Linked DNA regions of Homo sapiens: region 2 is linked to region 1. Evidence: chromatin loops called from intact Hi-C (ENCODE). Cell type or tissue: dorsolateral prefrontal cortex. All regions are shown on one strand.

Region 1 (4,000 bases):
TAGATAGGAAGTGACTGTCTAAGATCTCTGGATCCTCTAGGGAACTTTCAGACAATACTAGTTAGTGATTCTCATGTACCTTTTACTGGCCAAAATATATGTTAGTTAGCCTTCTGTTTTTTTAAAAAATGTTTGAGGTCTGTTTTAAAGAGTGTCTGTAAGAAGGATATAGCAGTAATAAGAGGGATTAGTTACAAGTAGGTAAGGGCAGAATTATTTATTTGTTACAAAAAGTCCAATAACGTTTAAAGGCAATGATTGTCAGGTTAGAAAACAATTCATCATAGTGAAAAAAGTAATGCAATGAAAGGAGAAATAATAGAATCTCATAATGGGAGAATAGACTCTATATTTGAAAATATTTTGCTGAGAGCACCCTGATACCAGGAACAGATGAAGTGAGTGACCTCACAGGGCTTTTCTAATTTCTGTGATTCCGTAACGGAGCACTCTGAAGGTACCTTGCTTATGACATTTCTGGATTTACATTTTACCACATAATGAACTGCTGAATGATTTTGGTTGAAACAGTTTCCATATTATTGGACGAGTCACCTCATTATTGAATGGAACAACTTCACAAAGATTAAAACTGGAACTTGACTATAATGATTTTCTAAGTTCATTTTATAATCAGTGATGCAATGCTTCATATTCATATTCATAAATATAAAAGGTTTTGGGGACTCTACATGTCAATATCATATGCCATTAAACTTATGCAATTTATTTTTATAAAATACAAAAAATGACCAGAATGATATGGAAACTATAGAGTGCATATTTCCTTTTTATTAGTACTTTTTTCCTCCCATCTCATACAGCGCCCAATTTAGGGCAAAGACAAAACGAAAGTGTATCTTGAATATGCATCACAGGTTCCAAAAATGAAAAGAAATTGGATTTGGATAGCACTTACTCAATAGACAGATATGATACATGGTAAGAAGGTGCACTGTCTGCCCTGTGATAGATTAAACTACTTTGTAGGAAAATTACTGTGAGCCAGTCACCACCACCACCGTGGCTAAATCTTTAATAAAATTCTCTTCCATATTCAGGAGTGAGGTATGAAGTACACAATAAGCAAAGTGAAGTAGAGTGCCATTTATCAAACACCGACCAGGTCTGTAATCTTCTGCTTTATCCTTTCTTTGTACTTTATTTCTTTATTGTTACAAGGAGGGATATTTACCCAGAGCAGTGGGCATGAAGCCCTGATAAACCTCCTCCTTCCTGTCTTTCCCCTTTTCTTACTCCTTTTCGTCAGCCTTGTCAGTATAATTTGTTTCCTTCTAGGTGGTCTTTTGCTTGTTTGGCATTCTTTTTTCTCTTCTTTTCTCTGCCTTTCTTTGAAATGTGCATTCATGATATGGGAAATGACACCAAAACTACAGGAAAATGCAATGGGAATGCTAACAACTACAATGAAGGACTGTCCAGGATGCATTCGGTAATGACTTTGAATGCCTCTTGGCAAGATAGCAGTATTAAAATGTTGTAGACAGCCCCTGGGTGGCAGTGCACAGCCGGTCCTGATGCCATCAAAAGCATTTTCAAAGTAAAGATTTTATATGTGGGTGTATGTGTATATGTGTAATATATATATGTATGTAATATATATGTTATATATGATGTATGTATGTATATGTAATATATGTATGTTTCTATATATGACATGAGTATGTGTTATATGTATATTTGTGTGTGATATATATACATGTATCTATGATGTAGATATGTAATATGTTGTATAAAATATATTTTATTATATATATACACACACAATGCATTTTTACCCAGCTGCTCCCAAACTAAAGAATTTAAAAGTAGCTTTCTATTTGAAAGATACAAATGCTCTATCTAATTTATCTCTTATTTCTTAAGTACAATAATGATAATTTTGCTAAAAATGATTTTCATGTTTAAAAATCATATACTGAAAAGGTCCTAGATATTCTGGCCATGTGATAATGTCTGAAATGTCTTTGAAACCATGCAGATATAGGTACAGATGCAGAAGCGTCTAGAGGGTAGTGAGAATGTGGCTGGAGGTATTTTGTGCCCCTCAATCTGCACACTGCCAGTCTATACAGCAGCCTTGGGGGTAAATTATTTTTAGTACTATTATAACCCTTTTTTATTGTTTGAATAGCAGTTTTATGACAAAACATTTATAGTCAGGCTGTCTTTGTACTTGACTGAAAGAGAGCAATCATGGAGAGTGATAAGGCAACAATGGTAATGATAACTGCATTTATAAAGATGTACAGAATTTAAATGGGTGTGCTAAAATAGACTGGCGGTAGTTCTCTATCTGTACTTGGAGCAGAGATGGGCACAATTCTTGTGGCAGAGATGCTTTTGTTATTTGGGGCAGATGACAGAGAGAGAGAGAGTGTGTGTGTGTGTGTGTCTGCGTGCATGCACACACATGTGCATGCTTTCCTTTGTCATTGTTTCTTCCTTTCAGTTAAATGCACCTGATATGTAGTTGTAGGGTTAGTAATAACAAACAGATAAATATCCTATATTCAGATTGACAATTATCATGATTTTGTGAGATTATGATAAAATGCAACTGCATTTCTGCATAAACTATTCAACTGAAGTATTAGTTCTTTAAAAATTATGATTATTTGCTCTTATCTAGCATTGGTCTATTTCTCTGTCTCTTGAGAATCTACCTCTCATGAAAAATTGATAATTTTCTCTGAGAAGGAGAGGAGGATGGAGGGGAGGGTGCTGTATCTCAAAACATAATTCAAGAGTGAGAGTTTATTCTGTCTGCTTGGTACCAATGGTTTTCATATATTTTTACAGTTTCATCAATTTTCTTTATTTCTAATGTTCTGACCATAAGTAAAAGTGAAGCTTCTTCAGGTCCAGTTACATTCCTTTGTTTCTTTTTTAATTTTTAGATATTTTGTAGCATTAACATAATGATATAACATAATAAAAAGGGTTGACATTGTACAATTGCCTTGTGCTCTACATAAAACTAAAACCATACAATGTGGGTTAGAAATAGTATCTTCTCTTCACAAGGTATCCCCAAGGTCTCTTAAAATCAGCCATACATTGCTGAAGTCTATATTTTGTCTTCCTTGGCCCACTCTCCTCTTCAGCAAAGTTAATAACTTCTATCATGAAGGGAAAAAATCAATTTATTTGTGTCCTACCTTGTTTCAAAAAGAAATTAAGGTGACTTACAAAGATACATAAAATAGATTTAAAACTAAGTGAGGGAAATGAAAGCCAAAGGAAAGCCAGAGAAGGAGGGAAGGGTGGAGAAAAGAGTAACTGTGGAACCAAATGCCTATTGTGAACCCCTATGTGCCTGTGAGACTTGGGCTGCAGATTTAGGTTTTAGCTCTCTAGCAGCCAATACAAAGATGGAAACAATTCCAAGATACACAGAGTCAACATCAAGAGAATAAATAGATTTCTCAGGAGATATGCAACTATTTCAGGGTATTCAGGCTTATAGGAAATTTATCTCCTGGGTTGTAATAGAACACTGTGTAATCCCAGGAAATATGTTTCTTAACTATAGCCTATGGTAAACACACGTGTAAGTATAATAAAAACTAGTTGTAGCATCTTGAGAAAGCAAAAGTCAGTGAAAGCAAGTCTAAAGTTTATTCATTCAGTAGTCATCTATTTAATGTGTCCTCTGTATTCTGCAACAGGCAGGAAATGGAACAGTAGAATAGTAGTGAGCAAGAGCCATAGCCTCCTGCCCTCATCAAACTTACAATTTTTTACTGAAACTGACATCGACAAATTAGTTATGTGTGTGATGAAAAATCCTGCAAGTGATGAGAAGGAGAAGACTCAGCTTAGGTCTCGTAGTCTAACCTAATCATCAGGTAGATATCACAAAAACTGGAGCTACATACAATGTAGGCAGCTGTATACAAATGGCACTTCTTTTTTAAAATAAAATTTATTTTAGGTTTGGAGGTACATGTGCAGGTTTGTTACATAGGTAAACTCA
Region 2 (4,000 bases), 84 kb after region 1:
GACTGCAACTGTGGATTTGTATGTGAGTGGATTTACTTTTGAGCATTATAGAAGATAGACCTGTGTTGACTTTCTTATCTGCTGGTACTTCACCCTGCTTGTAGCCTCCAGCCCATGAAACATTTCTCTTAAATCAAGGTTAAAAAATAACTATTTTAGTTCTGAAAATGATAGCTATTTTTGATCTTATAAACCTTGATTCAAAACCTGAATATAGTACTTATAAACTTTCCAAAGTTGAATAAATGATTTAATTCTCTTGACCTCAGTTTAATCATCTGTGAGATAAGAAAAATAGTATTTACCCCAGAGAATTCTGTGTGAATTAAATGAAATTATAATTATTGTCAATTACAAGGTATTCTGTATTAGTTTTTTTTCTTGCCTTCCTCCCTCCATCTTGTCCTCCCTCCCTCTCTCCTCCTTTCTCTTTCTTCTTTGCTTTCTTTGTTTTCTTTCTCTGTCACTCATTTTTTCTTTTCCTCCTTCTTCTAATATATAATTCTCCAATCCAAAAATGTTTTCATAGTTACAATTTTGTATTTGATGATTATTTATATTATGTGCATTAAAAAATTCAACCCAACATTTATTGAACACTTCCTCTGTGCGAGTCACATTGATAGATATTAGGATTCAGAGATGAAATGAAGACAGTGTTCCTGCTTTCAAAGTGATAAAAACTGAAATATAAATTAACTAACAGTTACAATACAGTGTGACATGACCTGTTTTGAGCAGGAAGTGCTATGATATACATAGGCATCCAGGTCAGCCTGGATGGTCAGGGAGGCCTTTTTTTTTTTTTTTTTTTTTGAGACGGAGTCTTGTTCTGTTGTCAGAGAGGCCATTTGTAGGGGAATGCACCTCATCTGTTAGCTGGGAGAAGGAATGATCTAGGTAGATCAAGAAGGAAATCAGGCTGAGCCCAAGAGGGCCTAGCATGTTTAGGTACCTGAGAAGGTTAGTGTGGTTCTAACACAGGATGGGAAGGACCACGAAAGGAGCAACAAATAGGATAGTGTAAGTAGAGATGAGATGATAAAGGCCTTTGTATGCTATGTTTAGAGGTTATACCATGTTTTTCTATCTGTTCTTCATCTTTTAAAATTTTGATTGGCTCTATAATACATATATTATTCATGTGCTCTTTTGCCTGTCTCTTCTTTTCTCTAGATGATAATCTCTATAATGGTGATTCTCAAATTTGGCTACACATTAGGATCACCCATGGGAGGGGTTAAAGAAATTATGAAGCCTCAGCTCACCCCTACAGATTCTGATTAAATTGTTATGGTGGTCTGGGTAGGGCAATGTGATGTCTTTGATTGACAGTGACTGCTGCCTCAGGCAGTTTCACTATTCTTTTTGGACAGTTGAGTGTTCTTGCAGGGGTTTCCTCATTCATTCTTTCTTTTGTAACTGCTGTTGTCCATAAGTTGCTTGAGAGAACTAACAAAATCGTGTCTCATGTAACAAAGTTCCAACAAAATTTGGACCTACAACGATGAAAATAAGATTAGGAAGTCAAGACTAGTGGGGAAGAGTGAGGGTCCTCACAAGCAAAAGTTAAAAGTAAGAAAGGGTGAGTAAAATACTTGTTAATGTAAGTTTCTGAGAAAACAAACTTCTCCTTATGATTTAGCATTAGCAGACATTTGTGATCTGGGAACTGCTTTAGACAATGAATACTACGGTGGACATCTATATGCATAGACCTTTTCATGGTTTTTTTGAGTAGTATTTCCAGCAGAATTACTAGGCCTTGCAATTCTTTCTAAAAGGTTGTACTGATATACAATTGCTACCAGCAATGTAAAAGGACCCACTCCAACCCTAACAATGAAGCAGCATGCTAACTGTGCATTTTCTCATGGTCTCAGAGTACTGTGAAAACAACATTATACACAACAGGCCAGTTACAAAGGCTATCTTGGGGTAAAAGAGAAATGGAGAGTGAGTTGTGTGTGTGTGTTGTGGCATTCCCTCTCTCATTCCTCATGGAGTAGCAGAAGGGATATTTCTCCCCCTCCAGCAAAGCTGGAGAAGCTTTAAGAAATCTACTTTGAGAGGGGAAGTGTCTTATGTCCCCTGAAATTTAAGGGAAACAGGAACTGCTACCCAACCCAGGCCTGAGCAGTCCCAAAGTGACAGCTTGGCTGGTTAGATCCTGTGAATGTAGAAGAACTAGCTGAATTACCCACAGGGGGAGCTAAGATGCTTGAGTTTTCCAGCAGACCAAATGAACTGGATGAAGGGAAGCCAACTGTATTATCTTGAAAGAGATTCTGCTCTGGAAGATTCACCTTCAGGAGAAACAAGTCTTCTGGGTTGGGGGAAACTTTCCAATAGATAGAATATCCATACTGTGAAGCCTCAGAAGGTAGGGGACTGAGGAAGTTTGTCTTAAAAGCCAGCATAAGATGACATCCTCTGCTTTCAATGAACCAAGAAGTTTCCCAAAATGCCCTGGGAAAAAAACAAGCAGTCCTGATGTCAGAGACAGCTCATTAGCCATAGTACACTGTCCCTTTCTCTTAATTTACTCCTGCAGACCCAACTCTAGAGGGACCAAAATAGCAGCTAGAGAGTAGTTACAAAGAGGTGGAGTGAAGAAAATGTGAAGAAGCTGCTTATATTCTTTTCCTTCCTGTGGGTTTCTGAGTCCAGGGCAGGCCAAAACTGGAGGAGGGAAGAAGAATGTCATTAGCTGATGATCTGTAGTTTTGATATTAGACTGAATCGAACTTTTACTTTCTGCAAGTGACTGCAAATAGCTTTGAAATCTGATCAATCAGGAAAAGTGGTGGGAAATAATAAATTAATTGTTACCTGCTTGTGACTGATCCAGTAAAGTCTCAGTAAATACAACCATTACAACTTCAGAATATTTTCTCCTACACGTGCTTTTTATCTGAGTTACTGATTTTCATTGATTGGGAGTTCTAAGTGAATGTATATTAAAATCTGTTGATCTTTTCCTTCATTATTTTTTCTTTGCTTCAAATCTGAGAAAGTTATTCTTTCGTAGATCTGATATTCTATTCTCTTTTCTATTCACTTTTCATCAATGTATAAAAAACATTTAACAACTCTCTGAAGTTTACTTTGGCATGTAGTAAAATGTTCATTTAATTTAAATTATCCCAGATTACTATCTATAGCTGAAAATTGGCAATTTTTTATTCATTCACATTGTCCTTCTATATGTGAGTCTTACTGTTTTTTAAGGCCCACATACTTGGGACCTATTTATGTTTGATAAATTTGAAACATACTTAGAGATTTATCTTATTCTTGAGTCAGGCTGAAAGTGGCAGGAGGAGTGGGTTGTAGCTGGTGGGAGTGAGCTTAGCGTATTCTGAGCAGCATTTGGCTCAACTGACCACTCCTTCCTTTTAAAAATTGGGCCGATTCTTGCAAGAAGCCACAAAAGAGTTACTCTCTTCATTTTCTTCTACCTCTTTTCCCTTGTGTTTGCCTAGTTTTTTCCACTTCTATCACTACATGTGGGAATTCCTCTGGATTTGATTTTGAATCTGTGTTCCTTTTCTATGCTTTCTTCCCAGGAAACGCAACCACTAATAATTTAAAATATATATTGATGGCACAGTAAGATTAAGTCTTCCAGCCAGGCCCGGTGGCTCAAGCCTGTAATCCTAGCACTGTGGGAGACCGAGGCGGGCGGATCACGAGGTCAGGAGATTGAGACCATCCTAGCTAACACGGTGAAACCCTGTCTCTACTAAAAATACAAAAAAAATTAGCCGAGCGTGGTGGCGGGCGCCTGTAGTCCCAGCTACTCAGGAGGCTGAGGCAGGAGAATGGCGTGAACCTGGGAGGCAAAGGTCTCAGTGAGCCAAGATCGCGCCACTGCACTCCAGCCTGGGTGACAGAGCAAGACTCTGTCTCAAATAAAAAAAAAAAAAAAGATTAAGTCTTCCATCCTTACAGCTTCTCCATGCTCTAGATTCCTATGTCCAGTTGTCCCTCATTGTAG

Evidence for each region. Peaks named below come from ENCODE experiments on the same cell type or tissue, not always from the same donor. Only the 100,000 strongest peaks of a DNase experiment are listed, where the experiment ranks them.
Region 2: it touches region 1 in a loop (2.4-fold over the local background); 2 of 110 quality-filtered maps call a loop at or near these places.

What each region holds. Positions count from the first base shown.
Region 1 is chr6:97,500,576-97,504,575 of GRCh38, forward strand. All of the region lies in intron 1 of LOC101927314 (a long non-coding RNA gene), which reads left to right. Among named protein-coding and RNA genes, the nearest start is that of MMS22L, 220 kb to the left of the region's middle. In dorsolateral prefrontal cortex, a CTCF peak has its summit at 1,509 (motif pointing right); no DNase peak of the experiment used is centred here; H3K4me3 peaks cover 1,004 bases; H3K27ac peaks cover 1,111 bases.
Region 2 is chr6:97,584,345-97,588,344 of GRCh38, forward strand. The region is part of intron 1 of LOC101927314 (a long non-coding RNA gene); the gene reads left to right. Among named protein-coding and RNA genes, the nearest start is that of MMS22L, 300 kb to the left of the region's middle. In dorsolateral prefrontal cortex, a CTCF peak has its summit at 2,219; no DNase peak of the experiment used is centred here.